2 separate regions of the Mus musculus genome follow, and region 2 is linked to region 1. Evidence: chromatin loops called from intact Hi-C (ENCODE). Cell type or tissue: heart. All regions are shown on one strand.

Region 1 (8,000 bases):
CAAAGTATCCAGCATGGAAGGCAAGTGCCCCACCAGCAGTGACAGCCCAGACCTTCTCCTGTGACTTTAATTGAGACTCACTAAGTTGCCCAGGCTGGCCTGCTTTGGCAATCTTCTGCTTCAGCCTCCTGAGTAGCTGGGCTTACAGATTTGCTAGAACACAGCCTCTTAAAATGTTTTGGGAACTTTATTCAAACATTAAAAATAACCAGTTAAATAGTAATCAACGTGATAAGATCAACAGTCATTTCCCCTGTACACACTACTTCATACAGTGTTGTGAGCATTGGGCAAGATTTCCAAAATGGTTGGCCTTTTCCATGACGCTCTCAATGTTATTGGGGTGACTTTATTATCAGGCTAAGAAAGGCACTTGGCAGCACTTCTACTGATACATAGGTGTTGATTGCAGACATCTCTTCTAGAGATGCTTATCTCACAGCCAATGAAACGAGTACCAAAATTTAAATGTACACAGTCAAGATTTAAAATTCTATGGTATATGCCGGGCGTGGTGACGCACACCTTTAATCCCAGCACTCCGGAGGCAGAGGCAGGTAGATTTCTGAGTTTGAGGCCAGCCTGGTCTACAAAGTGAGGTCCAGGACAACCAGGGCTATACAGAGAAACCCTGTCTTGAAAAACAAAACAAAACAAAAAAAAAATCTATGGTATCTAGCCAAAGACTGGGAGAAGTCCAGGGATTACTCTCACACAGTCAGCAAGTACCCATGGAACCTATAAATACCCAATATGAATTGAGAGTGGAGAGATAAAAGTAGATTTCCTGTTAGTGGGAGTCAATCTTAGTAATGAGTACACGATTCAATTCAAATACTTAATCACCAGAAAAGATGGCCAAGAAAGACAGTCCCTAACCCAGAACTACCTTGGACACAATCATCTTAAACCATACAGCAGCCTCTGTGTGTGTGTGTGTGTGTGTGTGTGTGTGTGTGTGTGTGTTTGCTTAGAAGTTATCTTAACCTAAGGATGACTTTGCTTCATACCCTCCCGTGGCTCTGTCACCAGCACAGAAAAGCCCCACACCCAGGCATCTCTGCCCTTCAGCATTCTTCACGTAGCTGGGTGGTCTCTTCTCCTGGTCACTGCTCCCCAACACACACACACTCACCTGCCTCCAAAATTCCCACTCCAGCTCACTGGTTTGAACTGTTACACATTTTTCAACACTTTGGGAAGGTATTTATTTCCTGGTCCCTTCTTCCATCCTCCACACTTCAAAAGGTTGGCTGGTGCTCTGATCCTCAGGGCTCTAGCCTAGCACACACCATGATGAAATTCTGTGGGAGATTTTTGTTTTCTTTCTCTGTCGTGGTGGGGATAAAACCCAAGGCCTTGGTGCAAACTAGGCAAACATTTTACACCTTAAGGATCTCTACTGTCCACTATCATGTGCAAACTGGCACCCCTGGAGCCTGGAAAAGGGCATAGATCCCCTGGATCTGGAAGTTGGACAGTTGTGAGCTACCACGTCCAAACCAGGATCCCGTACAAGAGCAGCCAGATCTCTCAACCAGGGAGCTAACTCTCCAGCCAAGATGTTGTAAGCAAGTAAAGATTCAAATCCTGGCTGCACCTTAACCCTTTGATCAGGAACCACTAAATCTTGGAGACTCTTAAGAAGTTTACACACATGTCTTGGAGGTATACTGTCCTTTAAAGTGTCTCTCTCTTCCTTAAAGCCGGGGTTTAATTCTATAATAAAACTGTTTCTTAATAAACTCCAACTTCATTTCATCAAAGGCAAAAGGGGGGGCTGGGGCAAAATAAATGGCAAAAATAAAGTACTTGCCACACAAGCATGAGAACCTGAACCAGGTCCCCAGTCCCCACACCAAAAAAATGTTCCCTGTAGCTTGTGGGCTAGCTAGTAGTAGTCTAGGTGAATCCAGCTCCAGGTTCACTAAGAGCCTGTCTCAATGAAAGTCAAGGCTAGTATGACACCAAGGAAAATAGCTAACATTTGCTAACCTCTGGCCTCCACATGCACACACTGTGAACACACATACCAAAAGAAAAGACAGGCAAGGCAGTGGTCCACACCCGCAATCTCACCACTTGAGAGGCCTAGGCAGGCGGAATGCTCCAAGTTCAGAGTCTTGCCTGATCGCCTGATCTACACAGCCAAAGCTGTATTGCGAGACCCTGTCCCCCAAAATAAACACACAAATCAAAATAAATAAATAATCCCCCCAAACAGTAACTCTCAGAGGCTGAATAGAAACTGGGACTGTAGCTCAGTTAAACAGCCCCTATCTAACATGTGTAAACCTTAAAGTCAGTCATCACCAAGTAACAAGCAAGCTTCTTCTCCCCCCAAAACAGTCTATGTAGCCTGGACTGTCCTGGAACTCACTCTGTAGACCAGGCCTGTTCAAACTCATAGAGATCTGTCTCTGCCTCCAGCATTCTGGTATTAAAGGTGTGAGCCACCGCCACCACCGCCCAGTAACAAGCTTGACAAGACCATTTTATTTTAGCCTCTTCTTTCTTTTAACTGCGACTCTGGTGGGCGGGAGGATCGAATATTACTCTGTAGTATAGGCTGGCCTCAAACTCACTACATAGCCCCGTTGACGTCAAAACTCCCAAGACTGTTGTTCCTGACTCAATTTCCAAATACTGGGATGTCAGAAGTGGGTGACTAATTGGGTCTTCCTTTGAAAAGTAATTCTAGGTTTGTAGGTTAAAAGACCCAACAGTTAACTTCCAGGAGGTGGCAGGGGGTGGGGGGACCATAGGGGCTCTTACCACAAAACTAGGTGACGCTGTAAAACTTATGCCAGTGTCACATCTAAACTCCACAGACAGACCGAGCCTACCACATCCAGCAACACATTTCCCAACCACAGAGGTTGGTCATCAGCTCTGAGACACAGCCAGCTGCCAATGACCTAGTCTCCAAGGCGCTTCCCTCTATGGAGCCAACTTCCGCGAAGGGATGGAAGGACATCCCCTTGGCTCTCCCTTCCAGACAGCTCGGAATCAGGGACTGCCTTTATTATTATTTTCCATAAAAGGGTCTTCCTCAGTGGCAGAGGGCTGACCTCAAAACTCGCGGCAATCCTCCTGCCTCAGCTTCAGGACTTCTCATTCAGAGACACCCATAACCTTGGCCTCTAGCACCTGGGACGAGTATTCAAAACCCCGCGCCACAGCAGCCGCACCAGCCCCGGGACCCACGCGGGCTCCGGATGGGACCCGCCCGGCTGCAACCACAACTCCGGACTCGGACAGGATCGGAGCGGCAGCCGACGACCGGGGAGCGTGTCCTCCCGGGAGCCCGAGTCCCGCCGAGCTGGGAAGAACTCGGCCGAGCTGGAGAGGCCGAGAGCAGCAGCAGAGCTCCGGCGGCCTGGCCCTATGCGCCCGCCCGCCCTCCCGGCTGAGAGGCGGAACGGAGCGGCCCCGGTCAGCGCGCGGCCGGACACCGCCGCCGCCGCCCCGCTCCGTGTGGGAACGCGCCTCCGGAGCCCCCGTCCCTCCGAACCTGCTCCGCGGCTCCGCCGGCGTCCGACCGCCGCTCCCAGCGCCCCTTCAGTCACTCGGCTCCCTGCCCCGCCCCTGCCCCCGCACGCCCCGCCCCCGGCACCGCGAGCACGCGCGCGGTGCGTACGCGTGGCGTCATTTCCGTGACGCTTCGGACTTCCGGGGACTGGCTGGCGGCTGGCCGGAAAAGATTGCAACGCTCCGGAGGCTGTCCACCCGAAGGGGCAGTCCCTGAGGGCAGGGGACACCGAGTGACCGTGAGGCCCTCGCTGACGTGTCTGTGACTCGCGAGAAGCCGCGGTTTCCCCTGTCATTCCTCATTCCGTCTACCAGCTTCTGCTTGCATTAGCCTGAGGGCGACAAGGAGCCCCGAGGACAGCCATACACGAAACGGGACATCAAAGTCTGGGACCAGGAGACATCTCCCAGCGCTTAGCGAATGCGGCCGCCAGAAGGAAATACAAACACACCTTTCCCCTAGTGAGCAGTTAGCAGGGAATAGATAGTCAGGAAAAAGATCGAGAGGGAAAAGTTTAGCACATGACTGCCTGTCTGTAAAGATAGATAACGCTCCCACTGGACAGTTGACATGCCACCTCACTAGCTTTTGTTATCTCCCTGGGCCAAGAACCGTCGGGGTGGAGGAGATGAAGTTATAGGATAGGGGAGGAGAGAATTCAGAATGAACCCTACAAATGAGCAACCCAGAGTCCGTGAGACTGGCTCTCAGCTCTGGAAAAAACAAAAAACAAAAACAAAACACTGTTCCCAGCAGAATTTTTTTTTTAACCCCTGTCTCAATAAATGCCTGTTTTCACCTTTTCTGACTCTGCTATTTTGTTTTTCACTCCTGGGCACTCGTCCATAGAAAGAACCTGGTCACCTGGGCAGATGGCCCACAGAAATGAACACTCCTGGCTTGCTCTTTTTAAGAGCAGGACTTGAAACTGATTCAATTTAGGAGAATCTTAAGGAAATTGGTCCAATAGCAACTAGGCTGTGATCCCAGCCTGGCTAGGTGGAGACAGGAAGTTCAGGAGTTCCCATCTCTAGTGTTCTTGGCCTGGGCAAATATAAGGAAGGTTGTGGGGTATAGCTTTATAATGAGAGCACATGATGATGCAGGAGTTGTGAGAATAAAAGGATCTTTCATGACCCAGCTGTGCTTGGCACAAGGCTGTAGGGTGCCAGACAGGGTCAGGTTGGCCTAGGGAAGTGGCTCCAAGTTGGATGTTTAAGGTCTATGAAGATTAAAGAAAGACACAGACAAATGAGGTGAAAGCGAGTTTTATGAAAGAGGATTACAAGTAAAGAGGGCCAGAGAGATGTTTCAGTGTGTAAAAGGTTTCCCATTCAGGCTTGACAACCTAAATCCAAATCCTGGAACTGACCTGACAAAAAAAAGAAGGAGGGGATGGAGAGATGACTCAGTGGTTAAGAACGGTGGTTGCTCTTTCAGAGGAGCTGGGTTCGATTCCCAGCACCCACATGGCAGCTCACAACTGTCTGCAACTCCAGTTGCAGAGGATCCAATACCCTCACACAGACACACATGCAGTCAAAATACCAATGTACGTAAAATAAATAAATGGTTTCAACAAAAAGTAGAAGGAGAGACCCAACTAACAAAGATGCCCACTCACCTCCATGTAAGTATCATGGCATCCACACACAATAATCATAATGTAAGGAAACATGAGGAAGCCTCTCCTGTACATTTACTACTGAAGGGGGGAAAGCTTTTGGCATCAGTGAAAGATAGCTGGACAGTCAGGTTGGTGCCAACTGCCCGGGAGCTTGCTTCATCAGGTTATCTCAAACCGGATTGCAGACATCTTTGTTTCTCATCCCTGGTGTTCTTGGCCTCGCTGCTTGAACTCTTAGCATTCATTTAAAACATAGATACATATTTTCACAGAAATATGTGTGAACTATGGGCAGTTCCACCCTGAGCCCTTTTCCTTTCCTACCTACAGAAGGCTAGCTCTTTCTTCTGGAGGACCTAGGTTCAATCATCAGAATTAAAAAAAAAAAAAATTGGGGTATAGCTGAGACCTAAAAATTAAATAAGTTAGTCAGTGGGTTTTTTTGGTTTTGTTTGTTTGTTTTTGGAGTTTGTTTGTTTGTTTTTGAGACAGGGTTTCTCTGAATAGCCCTGGCTGTCCTGGAACTCACTTTGTAGACCAGGCTCACCTCGAACTCAGAAATCCGCCTGCCTCTGCCTCCCGAGTGCTGGGATTAAAGACATGCGCCACCACACCCGGCTAAGTTAGCCAGTGTTACACAGCATTAATAGTGAAGGCATGAACAGAAGCTAGTCTTAGTTCCCACTTCAAGACTGCTAGAGGCAGCAGATAAGTGTTGTCTACCTTGTGAAGTTCTCTAAAAACCCACCCTTGTGTTAAAGATTCTGTAGACTGGTTTTGGAGAGTTGGAATGTTATAGAGCCATATCTCAGACTGTCTTTAGGTCCGTTGAATATCCGTTTAAGACTCATTCTGTCTCTGACTTAACATCCTTCTGGCCAGCCGGAAAAATCTTTGGAATGCATTCTTACATTCCAACGGTGGTGTCCACCAATCCACAAGCCGAGAATGTCAACAGATAGCATGTGAAGCCTACAGCAGAGCTTCCCTGACTTTGTCCTAACTCCCTCTCTGTTAAGCCCCACCAATGTGTTCAGCAGTTGTGTTCACGTATGGCTGGCTCAGTGACTTTATATAAAAAGTTCACAGATCTGATGGCACATGCTTAGAATCCCAGTTCACAGGAGGCTGAGGCAGAAGGAACAGGAGTTGCAGCTGCATAGTAAGTGTAAGGGCAGCTTTATCTACATGAGACCATATTACATTATTTTTAAAAAGTTCACGTTGGCCGGGAGTGGTGGCGCACGCCTTTAATCCCAGCACTCAGGAGGCAGAGGCTGGCGGATTTCTGAGTTCGAGACCAGCGTGGTCTACAAAGTGAGTTCCAGGACAGCCAGGGCTATACAGAGAAACCCTGTCTCGAAAAACCAAAAAAGTTCATTTCACGCTGGGCAGTGGTGGCACATGCCTTTAATCCCAGAACTTGGGAGGCAGAGGCAGGCAGACTTCTGAGTTCGAGGCCAGCCTGGTCTACAGAGTGAGATCCAGGACAGCCAGGGCTACACAGAGAAACCCTGTCTCAAAAAATAAATAGATAAATAAATAAATAAATAATAAAAAAAGAGGTTGGTTTCATGACTTTTCTTGGGAAGGCATGACTTTTCACTCCAAATATCTCTCCAAATAGAGCACAGAAACTATACCACCCAAGTCTGCTTGCTGAACCACTGGGTTTAAATAGGGAATATTTACAGCAGCATGGACGATTTATTGATAGCTATGGCACTGAAGAGACCTCACTGCAACCCCCCGAACATTTTTTTTCTGAAAAGGTATCTGTAATATAACAGACTGGCCTCAGACTTATTATATAGCAGAGGTTGACTATGAAATCCTGATCCTCCTGCCTCCATCTCTCTTGTGTTGGGATTATAGGCATGGGCCACCACACACGGCTCTAGGCCTGTCCTTGACCGAGATTGGCATCATATATTACATCAAGTGCAATGTACTTCTTCCAAAGCCAGAACTCAGGGACTCAAGAATTAAGGAGACAGGACTCAGAGTGGGCCATTGAAGTTTGGCTTCTTATCCCCACAACCTTTAACTCTGTTGGCCTGAGGTCTTAGTTCCAAGAGGAGGGATGCTTCCACCAAGAGACACAATCATGATTCCCCTGAACCGGAGATTAAAACTGCCATTTTAGCCAAATGGCCCATACCTTTAATTTCAGCACTTGGGAGTCAGAAGCAGGCAGATGTCTGAGTTTGAGGCCAGCCTGGTCTGAAGACTGAATCCCAGGACAGCCAGGGATATACAGAGAAACCTTGAAGAAAGAAAGAAAGAAAGAAAGAAAGAAAGAAAGAAAGAAAGAAAGAAAGAAAGAAAGAAAGAAAGAAAGAAAGGAGGGAAGGAGGGAGGGAGGGAGGGAGGGAGGGAGGGAGGGAGGGAGGGAGGGAGGGAGGGAGGGGAAGGGGAAGGTTTTTTTGTTTTGTTTTGTTTTGTTTTGTTTTGTTTTGGGGAAGGAGAAGAGAGAAAGAAAGAAGGAAAGAAAGAAAGAAAAGGAAAGGAAAAAATAAACATATTCAAGGATGCTACACACACTCCAGTGAAGTTTGCTTGGCAGGCCAAGAGGCCTGGGAGCACTCACGAGGCAAAGAGTTTCACGGAAACTCACCTCCTGGAACTTTGGCGTTCTCATAACCCATATATTCATACCCTGTCTGTTAGTCTGGTGTATGGATCCACGTGCTCTCTTTTAGTATTATCTTATTATAAGTGCCTTTTAAGATTGAATTCTGACATAGCTAAGCCTTTGCCGGTGTTCCAATGTCCTAGAAAATGCTTGAAGCTGAGGAGCTTGGTAGAGACAGTAAAACTAACTAGGCATTACAAAAGAAC
Region 2 (8,000 bases), 52 kb before region 1:
CAAAAATCCACCAGCCTCTGCCTCCCAAGTACTTGGATTTAAGGCCTGTGAGACCAGGAATAAAATGCACTTCTACTTCTTAGAAATTTGATTAACTTTGGCCAGAAAACTATTTGAGTCTGCCAAGTATTTGTTTTCTATTTTGAGGAGTCTATCTTAGCTACTTTAACGATTTTAAACTGTATGTCTATTTTTTACTTCTGGTGAGTCAAATTTGAGAAAACAGGTATTTTAAGAAATTATCCCTTTTACATTGGCTTTTAAACGTCATGGCAGAGAATTACTTTAAGATTTATTTTTATGTACGTGTATGTCACATGTGTGCAGGTGTCTGTGGAGGATAGAAAAGGGCATCAAATCCCCTAAAGGTGGAGTTATAGGTGGTTGTCAGCCTGCTCGCATGGACACTGGGACCTGAAGGCAAATCCTGTGAAAGCAGCATGCACTCTGAACCTCTGAGGCATCGCTCCAGCCCTTTATTTGTAGTTTTGTTGTTTTGTAACTCAGGTGGGACTAGAACTGGCTATGTAGCCAAGGAGGACTTTGGGCTTCAGATCCTCCTGCCACCACCTCCACAGGCTGGCATTTCAGGAATGTACCACCACACCCAACCTATATAGTGCTGGGGACTGAACCCAGGGCAGCTCAAGAGCTGCGCCTCTGAAACTTTCCAGTGGTCTGGTCTTTCCAAACTGCAAATCACTCAAGAGTAGGGAAATACTCTTACCTGTCTCTGGCTCAAAATATCTAATAGCAAAGGGATGATGAGAACCAGGTACGGATGGGGAGTTATAGCTATAGTTATAGTTACAGTTATAGTTATAGTTATAGCTATAGCTATAGTTATAGTTAGGCAGGAGACAGTATGTAGTTTAGGCCTTGAACTGACTCTCCTGCCTACACCTCCCAAGCGCTGGGATCATATGGTGCTACAAGGGTGCAACTCCCTGCCAGGCACAAAAGCATTTTGAACAAAACTATCAAGACTCTAAATAGTTACCAAAACTCTACCTTTTCTACCATTCACACTCATTTTCAAATAGGAAATTAGAGGCTATATCAGCCAAGAGATGCAAGGTTTTCTGAACCAGGCATGATGGTATACACTTTAGTCCCAGCACTTACAAGAAAGGCAAAGGTAGGCCAATCTCTGTGAGTCTGAGGCCAGTTTGGTCTACAAAGAGTTTCAGGTCAGCTAGGGCTACATAGTAAGACTTGCCTTTAAGTTAAAAAAAAAAAAAAAAAGAAAAAAGAAAGAAAGAAAGAAAGAAGTTTCTGTAAGCCTTGCCAAGAAAGAAAGAAAGAAAGAAAGAAAGAAAGAAAGAAAGAGAGAAAGAAAGAAAGAAAGAGAGAAAGAGAGAGAGAGAGAGAGAGAGAGAGAGAGAGAGAGAAAGAAAGAAAGAAAGAAAGAAAGAAAGAAAGAAAGAAAGAAAAAAAAAGTTTCTGTAAGCCTTGCCGGGCATAGTGGCGCACGCCTTTAATCCCAGCAACTTGGGAGGCAGAGGCAGGTGAATTTCTGAGTTCGAGGCCAGCCTGGTCTACAAAGTGAGTTCCAGAACAGTCAGAGCTATACAGAGAAACCTTGTCTTGGGAAAAAAAAAAGTAAGCCTTACTTTTAAATAAAAATGCAAGCTGGATGGTAGTGGTACACACCTCCCAAAACTCAGGAGGCAGAGGCCGATCTCTGTGATTTCAAGCTCAGCCTGGCCTAGAGCAAGTTCCAGGATAGCCAGGGCTACACAGAGAAACCCTGTCTGGAAAAACAAACAAATAAGCAAGCAAGCATTGCATTCCGTTGGGAGTGAGAAGCAGGTGCTGTGGCTGGCCACTTCCCCCAAAGTTCATTCCAACCAGGTAGTGAGAAATGAAGGCTGGGAAATGGCGTCTGAGAAGTCCAAGGACTGAGGGGAGGGACACCAGATAGAGAGTCAAACTCTGACTCCTCAAGCACAGAAGAAAGACGAATGCAGGTCACCAGTTGCTACCTAGACTACTTCACTGCCACCAGAACCAAGCCAAACTGCAGACAACTTAGGTAAAAGGCAGCTCCAACAATCCTCAAGTTCTAAGAACACAGTCACTTGAAAGGACATGGGTCAGCTTTGTGACACTCCACAGTGTCACAAAGCACACAAAGCACACCTGTGCTTTTCTGCGACTCCATTTCTAAAATCCTAACCACGGCTAAAAAAAAAAAAAGGCTCAACTACTGAGTTGCTTGACTTAGGAATATTTAAAATAGTGAAATATAAAAACAAGGGCTAGTGAAATGGCTCAGTGGGTAAGAGAACACTGACTGCTCTTCCAAAGGTCCTGAGTTCAAATCCCTGCAACCACATGGTAGCTCACAACCACTCATAATGAGACCTGACACCCTCTTGTAGTGCATCTGAAGTCAGCTACAGTGTACTCATGTATAATAATAAATCTGTTAAAATAAATAAAAATTAAAAAGGGTTGTTGAGATCACTCAGGGGTAAAGGTGTTTGACTTGCAACCCTAGTGGCCTATAAATATGCTCCCTGGGACCCATAAGCAGATGGAGGAAAGAGCTGACTTCAAATACGTGTCCTTTGACCTCCATATGCATACCATGGTATGCACATACACATATACAAACTAAATACCATGACCAAAAATTCAGAGAAAAGAAAATTAAAGATGTCAGTAACAATATAAGAAACTCGCCAGGGCTATACAGAGAAACCCTGTCTCGAAAAACCAAAAAAAAAAAAAAACCAACCAATATAAGAAACTCTTTCAGGGCTGGAGAGATGGCTCAGGGGTTAAGAGCACTGACTGCTCTTCCAGAGGTCCTGAGTTCAATTCCTAGCAGCCACATGGTGGCCCACAACCATCTGTAAGGGGATCCGATGCCCTCTTCTGGGGTGTCTGAAGACAGCAACAGGACAGTGTACTAAGACACATAAAATAAATAAATTTAAAACAAACAAACAACACTCTCTTTCACAAGAGTTAATTGTGGATTGTGGCAGAACCAGATTATACGAGGCTAAGGAGAAAATAACTACTTAACATATGCCATGTAGTGGACACCCTAACAACTGCTTAGCACACCCTGGTAGGTATTTTAATCTCTCCGACACTGTTAGGTGGGTATCAGTCTCCGTGTCAGCATACAGCTTAGGTAATGTACAATGATACAAGCAGACATGTAAGTGGCAGAGGACTCTCATTTAACTCACTGTGCTATCACACAACACCAGGCCCAGCAAGAGGGCTTCCCACCAATCAATTCCACATGCCTCGAACACACCAACTACATCATCGGAGACACCGTCTTCAATAAACACTTTAGCTGTCTAACTAAAGTTCTGTGGGGATAGAAAGAAGGCTCAGTTAATCTTCCAGGGCACCTGGGTTGGGCTGGTGGCAGCTCCAGTGGCAGCTCACAAGGATCTGGGATCACAGGCGTGTGCCACTAGGTCTGGCCCATAATTAGAATTCTACAGACTTCCCATACTGACAAAAACCATCCTGTAGGTCCACCACCCTTGCACTGTGCTCTGTATCCCCGACCACTCCACCCCACCCCCAAATCAGGCCCAGTTTTCTCTAATGCTCGTGTGTAAAGAGGAGAGCACTAGATGAGAGAGGGAAGAAGGGTCAAAAGGAAACACGAAGCTTTAAAACCATGGGCTCCTGAGAATGTTCAGACAAGGCAACGACAGAAGCCTGGGAAAATACGAGTTCCAGAACTGTGACATGGCTTCAGGTTATTTCCATTATGTTAAACTCACAGCTCTGGATTCTCTGCATCAGAACTAAAGCTGTGTGTCTTACAGTATGTGGAAATCCTCCCGTGATTTGTTGTATTATACAACTATGGGACAGGTAAGAAATCACCCCCCTGTCCCAGTATTGACTAGCCTTGCCACCAGGCTACCACTACTCTGTGAACAGGGCCTGGTACCACACAGCTAACAACACCCCAATATGAGGCTGAGGCAGGAGGATCACAACTTCAAGCTACACAGAGAGTTGGAGGCCAGCCTGAACTACACAGTGGACCTGTCTTTAAAAAAAAAAAAAAATTATGTTTTAGCCGGGCTTAACCGGCATGGCAGTGCACACCTGCCAACGGCAGCACTAGGGAGTCTAAGAGAATCAAGGTCAGCCTCGACTGAGTCGTGGGTTTGGACTATCTAAGGCTGCAGGAGACCCCAGACTCCAGGATTCAGATTAAAACCAAAACAATACCGTTATTACACTGTGAAACCTTGGCAGTGTGGCCCACGCCTATATCTCTGAACTACGGAGTCTGAATCGGGAAGATCGGTGTTGAAGGTGGGTCTTGTCTACATAGGGAAATCCTAGCCAGTTAAGGCTGCATTAAACCCTCTTTTGGATACATTTTTGACAACCCAAAGTCAAGTCACAAATCTAAAACTGAACACACACACACACTCACACTCACTCTCTCACTCTCACTCTCTCTCTCTCTCTCTCTCTCTCTCTCTCTCTGTCACACACACACACACACACACACACACACACACACACACACACACACAGAGAAGTTGGAAAGATGGCTACGGGGTTAAGAATACCTGCTATTCCTGAGGACCAGAGTTAAGTTCTCAGCAACCCCATCATCAGGCAGCTACCAATGGAGTGTAACTCTGGGTCTAAGGACACAACGCCCTCTTCTGGAGTCGGTGGGTATTTGCGCTCACGTGCGCAGACAAGATAATACAAACACATCATGTAAATAATTTTCCAAAACAATCATTTTTTTTTCTAAAACTTGCAAAGGATGCTAGTAGGTCCACGCAGCCTTATTCAGCCGACCTATACAAGCCTTGACTGAGGGAGCAGGACTCCGCAGGCCTCGGGAGGATGGAACAGGACCGGGTCAGCTAATAGAGGAGTGAACGGAGCTGGGGTGGCTGGGAGAGCCTGCGCACCGATCCGCCCAGCACGCCGTGGGCCCCGGGTTCAGGGTCCCCGGTCCCGGCCCATGCGCCCGCGATTACGACCCCGTCTCCTACTCACCGCCCCGCAGACTGGCGGCTCGAGCCCGCGGACGCCCGCGGCCTGGCCCTGTTCACTCGCGGCGGCGCGCGGCGGGCCCCGGGCTGCCCCGCACCATCCTCTCCGCCGCTCCGGAGACAGCGAGCGGCTCCTCGGGGCCGAAGCGACGACCCGAAGCCAGGCCAGAGCGCGCCAACGGGACGCCGGCTCCGCGCGCTGCGAACGCCGGGCTTTCCGGGTGAAGGCAGAAAACCACGTCACCACTAACGCCGCCGTGACCTCTGACCCCGCCCGCGCGCGACGGCGGCGCGGAAGGGACAGAATTGCTCCGGGGCGAGCGGCGGGTGGGGTCGGGGTTAGGAGGAGAAGCAGACTGTCTTCGTTTTGCAAATGGGAAAAGCATACACGGAGCTGCCTGAAATTTATCACTCGCATTCGCGAACTGCCGTGAGCTTGCTCGGTTCCGTCCCGAAGTGCTTCTGCAGGTCTTGGTGTGTATGGCGTGAGATAGTAAAGAGGACACGATTTTCGTTTATTTTTGTTGGAATTTTTTGTTTTGACACAGGGGTCTCGTGGATGGCAAGAGCTGGCTTCCTGTTCTCTCTGGAGCCCAATGAGGAGCCAACTACCTTAGTCATGGTGTTTGAGCACACTAATACCACCCTCCTCTCTGTAGACGGGACTCTAGGATCCACTGGATGGGAATCTGTCGCGTTTCTGGACAACAGGACAATTCATTTCAAGCCATGTCTCAGTCCCCAAGGACCTAGCTGACCTTAGAAGCAGCAAAATATTATCCTTTTTAAATTCCTCTAACCACATTAATACTGACCTTTGTACATGATTATTGAAAACCCAGGAGATCAGTTACACTTATCCATTTGTCTGGTCTTGACTTTTTTTGTTGTTCTTTAAAGACACGGTTGCTGGGCAGTGGGAAGGTTGTCCTTTGATCCCAGCATTCAAGAGTCAGAGGCAGATAGATCTTTGCATTTGAGGCCAGCCTGGTCTGCAGAATGAGTTCCAGGAAGCTGGGGCTAAACAAAGCCTGTCTTGAAAAAAAAAAAAAAAACCAAACCAACCAACAAACAAAAGAGATAAGGTCTTTCAATCCATCCCTGGCTGACTTAAAACTCACTATGTGACCCAAGCTGGTCTCAAACTCAAAGATCCATAAGTGCTGGGATTAAAGGTGTGCCATGAGACATGAGAACATTTGTGAGAATTTTCTCCTTAGGTAAAGACTATGCGATGTTTATCCCCTTTTCCTAAGGTCTCGGTGACAAACCAAAGTTCCCCCTGGAATGCCAGTAAATGTATCTGGCTTACTTACAGAGCATAGGCAAGAGGTTACTGCCAGCAGGGTGAGTGACCTCAAAGCAACTACACTGGAAAGTCCTCACCCAGAATGGATGATGGCTTCCCATAGAATGTGTAAGTGGAACTCTGATGCTTGTCTCCTCCAGAACCTCAAAGCCAAATAGTTCCAGGGAAATCGTATAGAAGACATCTGCATGTGTATGTCTGTGTGTGCACAGCATGTGTGTGCTCTCATTCCAGACAATGAGCTACCACTGCTATGCTTTTGGTTTTGAATAAGTGCAAGGAGCAGGTAGAAAGGCAGAAATACACAGTAAAACGTGATCAAATCGATGTCTATGACATCAAGCAGAACTCAGATAAGGAAGGCCTTAAACCTAGGAGGCTGGAGAAGCTGCTGAGAGGTTTTTTTAGACAGAGTGTCTTCTGTACTCTTTACAAGGGCTGACTGACAACAGTTCTTGTTATTTTTATTTAGTGCTTATAATCTAGCAAATATTGAAGTGGACTGAATGAAAATGGACCCCATCGGCCCATATGCTTGAATGCTTGGTCCCTAGTTAGAGGAACTGTTTGGGAAGGATTTAGGAGGTGTGGCCTTGTTGAAGGAGCTGTGTCACTGGGAGTGATTTTGAGGTTTCAAAAGTCCCTGCCAGGCCCACTATCTTCTCGTCTCTCCCTACTTGCTGCCTATAGATCAAGAGGTAAATCTCTCAGCTACTGCCTCAGCACCCTGCCTGTCTGCTTCCCTCCATGGTGATCATGAACTGACCCTCTGAAACTGTAAGCAAGCCCCCAATTAAAGACCTTCTTTTATAAGAGATTTCCTGGTCCTGGTGTCTCTCCACAGCAACAGAACAGTAACTAAGATAAATATAGACCACAGAAAAATGGCTTAAAAGAGAGAGGAAAAAAAAATCAGAATGGGATGACATCATCTTGTTCATTTTTGGTAGCCTGTTTATGTCACTGTCACTAACTCCCAGGTTGCAAGGAAATCTGGAGACGGGGTAAATAACAAGCTTGGAATAAAAGGAGTCTTAAGAGGGAGGCAGAATATTCTATCTCAAAGAAAAACAGGCTTAGAGACGGTGGAGCCAAAGGAGCAGACGTCAGGACCCAGCCAAGCCAAGCATGGTGGCTCGTGGGAGAATCCCTGGGGATTCAGAGTAAGTCCAATGCTGAGCTGTTATTAGAGGCAACTGCATACAAAGACACTGTGTGGTCATCAAACCCTGACGGAAATCGACTTATGAGAAAATGGGATGTTTAATTGATTATTATCAGGGAAAACAAAGATGAGGAAGTACAGGAAGAAAAAAAAAATCGCATGGGAACAGAAAAGCCATCTTACCTACAAGGTCGTCTGTTGTAAAGATCACTTCTGGCTGTCCTTAGAGGGTCAGAGTGCCCTTAGACATGAGTCTCCTTCGCAGAAGAGGCTATATAACATATAAACAGAAAAGCCTTAAGGCATAGCATGGTGCATCTTCCTTGAGCTGGAAAGCCTGCTGTACAGGCTACTTCCTTCTGTCCTGTGCCAGGAGTCAGGGTGCTCTGAAGATACAGAACGTGTCTCTTCCTCAGACAAGGCTGTTGGCAAAACCTAAGGGAGGGAGGGACTTCTTGCACGTGATAGCCAACCCCAGTCCAATTCCCACTTAGTGGGGGGGTTCTTCACACTC

Evidence for each region. Peaks named below come from ENCODE experiments on the same cell type or tissue, not always from the same donor. Only the 100,000 strongest peaks of a DNase experiment are listed, where the experiment ranks them.
Region 2: a loop joins it to region 1, with 3 times the contacts of the local background. A loop is called at or near these places in 12 of 42 quality-filtered maps.

What each region holds. Positions count from the first base shown.
Region 1 is chr5:130,167,409-130,175,408 of GRCm38, reverse strand. Rabgef1 (RAB guanine nucleotide exchange factor (GEF) 1) reads right to left here and starts at 3,590. Exons shown (of 9, transcript NM_001199059.1): 1 at 3,515-3,590. In heart, no CTCF peak of the experiment used is centred here; DNase peaks (open chromatin) are centred at 2,938, 3,168 and 3,658; H3K4me3 peaks cover 2,846 bases; H3K27ac peaks cover 3,396 bases.
Region 2 is chr5:130,219,589-130,227,588 of GRCm38, reverse strand. It overlaps Tmem248 (transmembrane protein 248), which reads right to left and starts at 5,254. Exons shown (of 7, transcript NM_027854.1): 1 at 5,017-5,254. Gm6598 (a long non-coding RNA gene) reads left to right here and starts at 3,723. Exons shown (of 2, transcript XR_377119.4): 1 at 3,723-3,855; 2 at 5,561-5,871. In heart, a CTCF peak has its summit at 4,666 (motif pointing left); a DNase peak (open chromatin) is centred at 5,288; H3K4me3 peaks cover 2,952 bases; H3K27ac peaks cover 2,065 bases.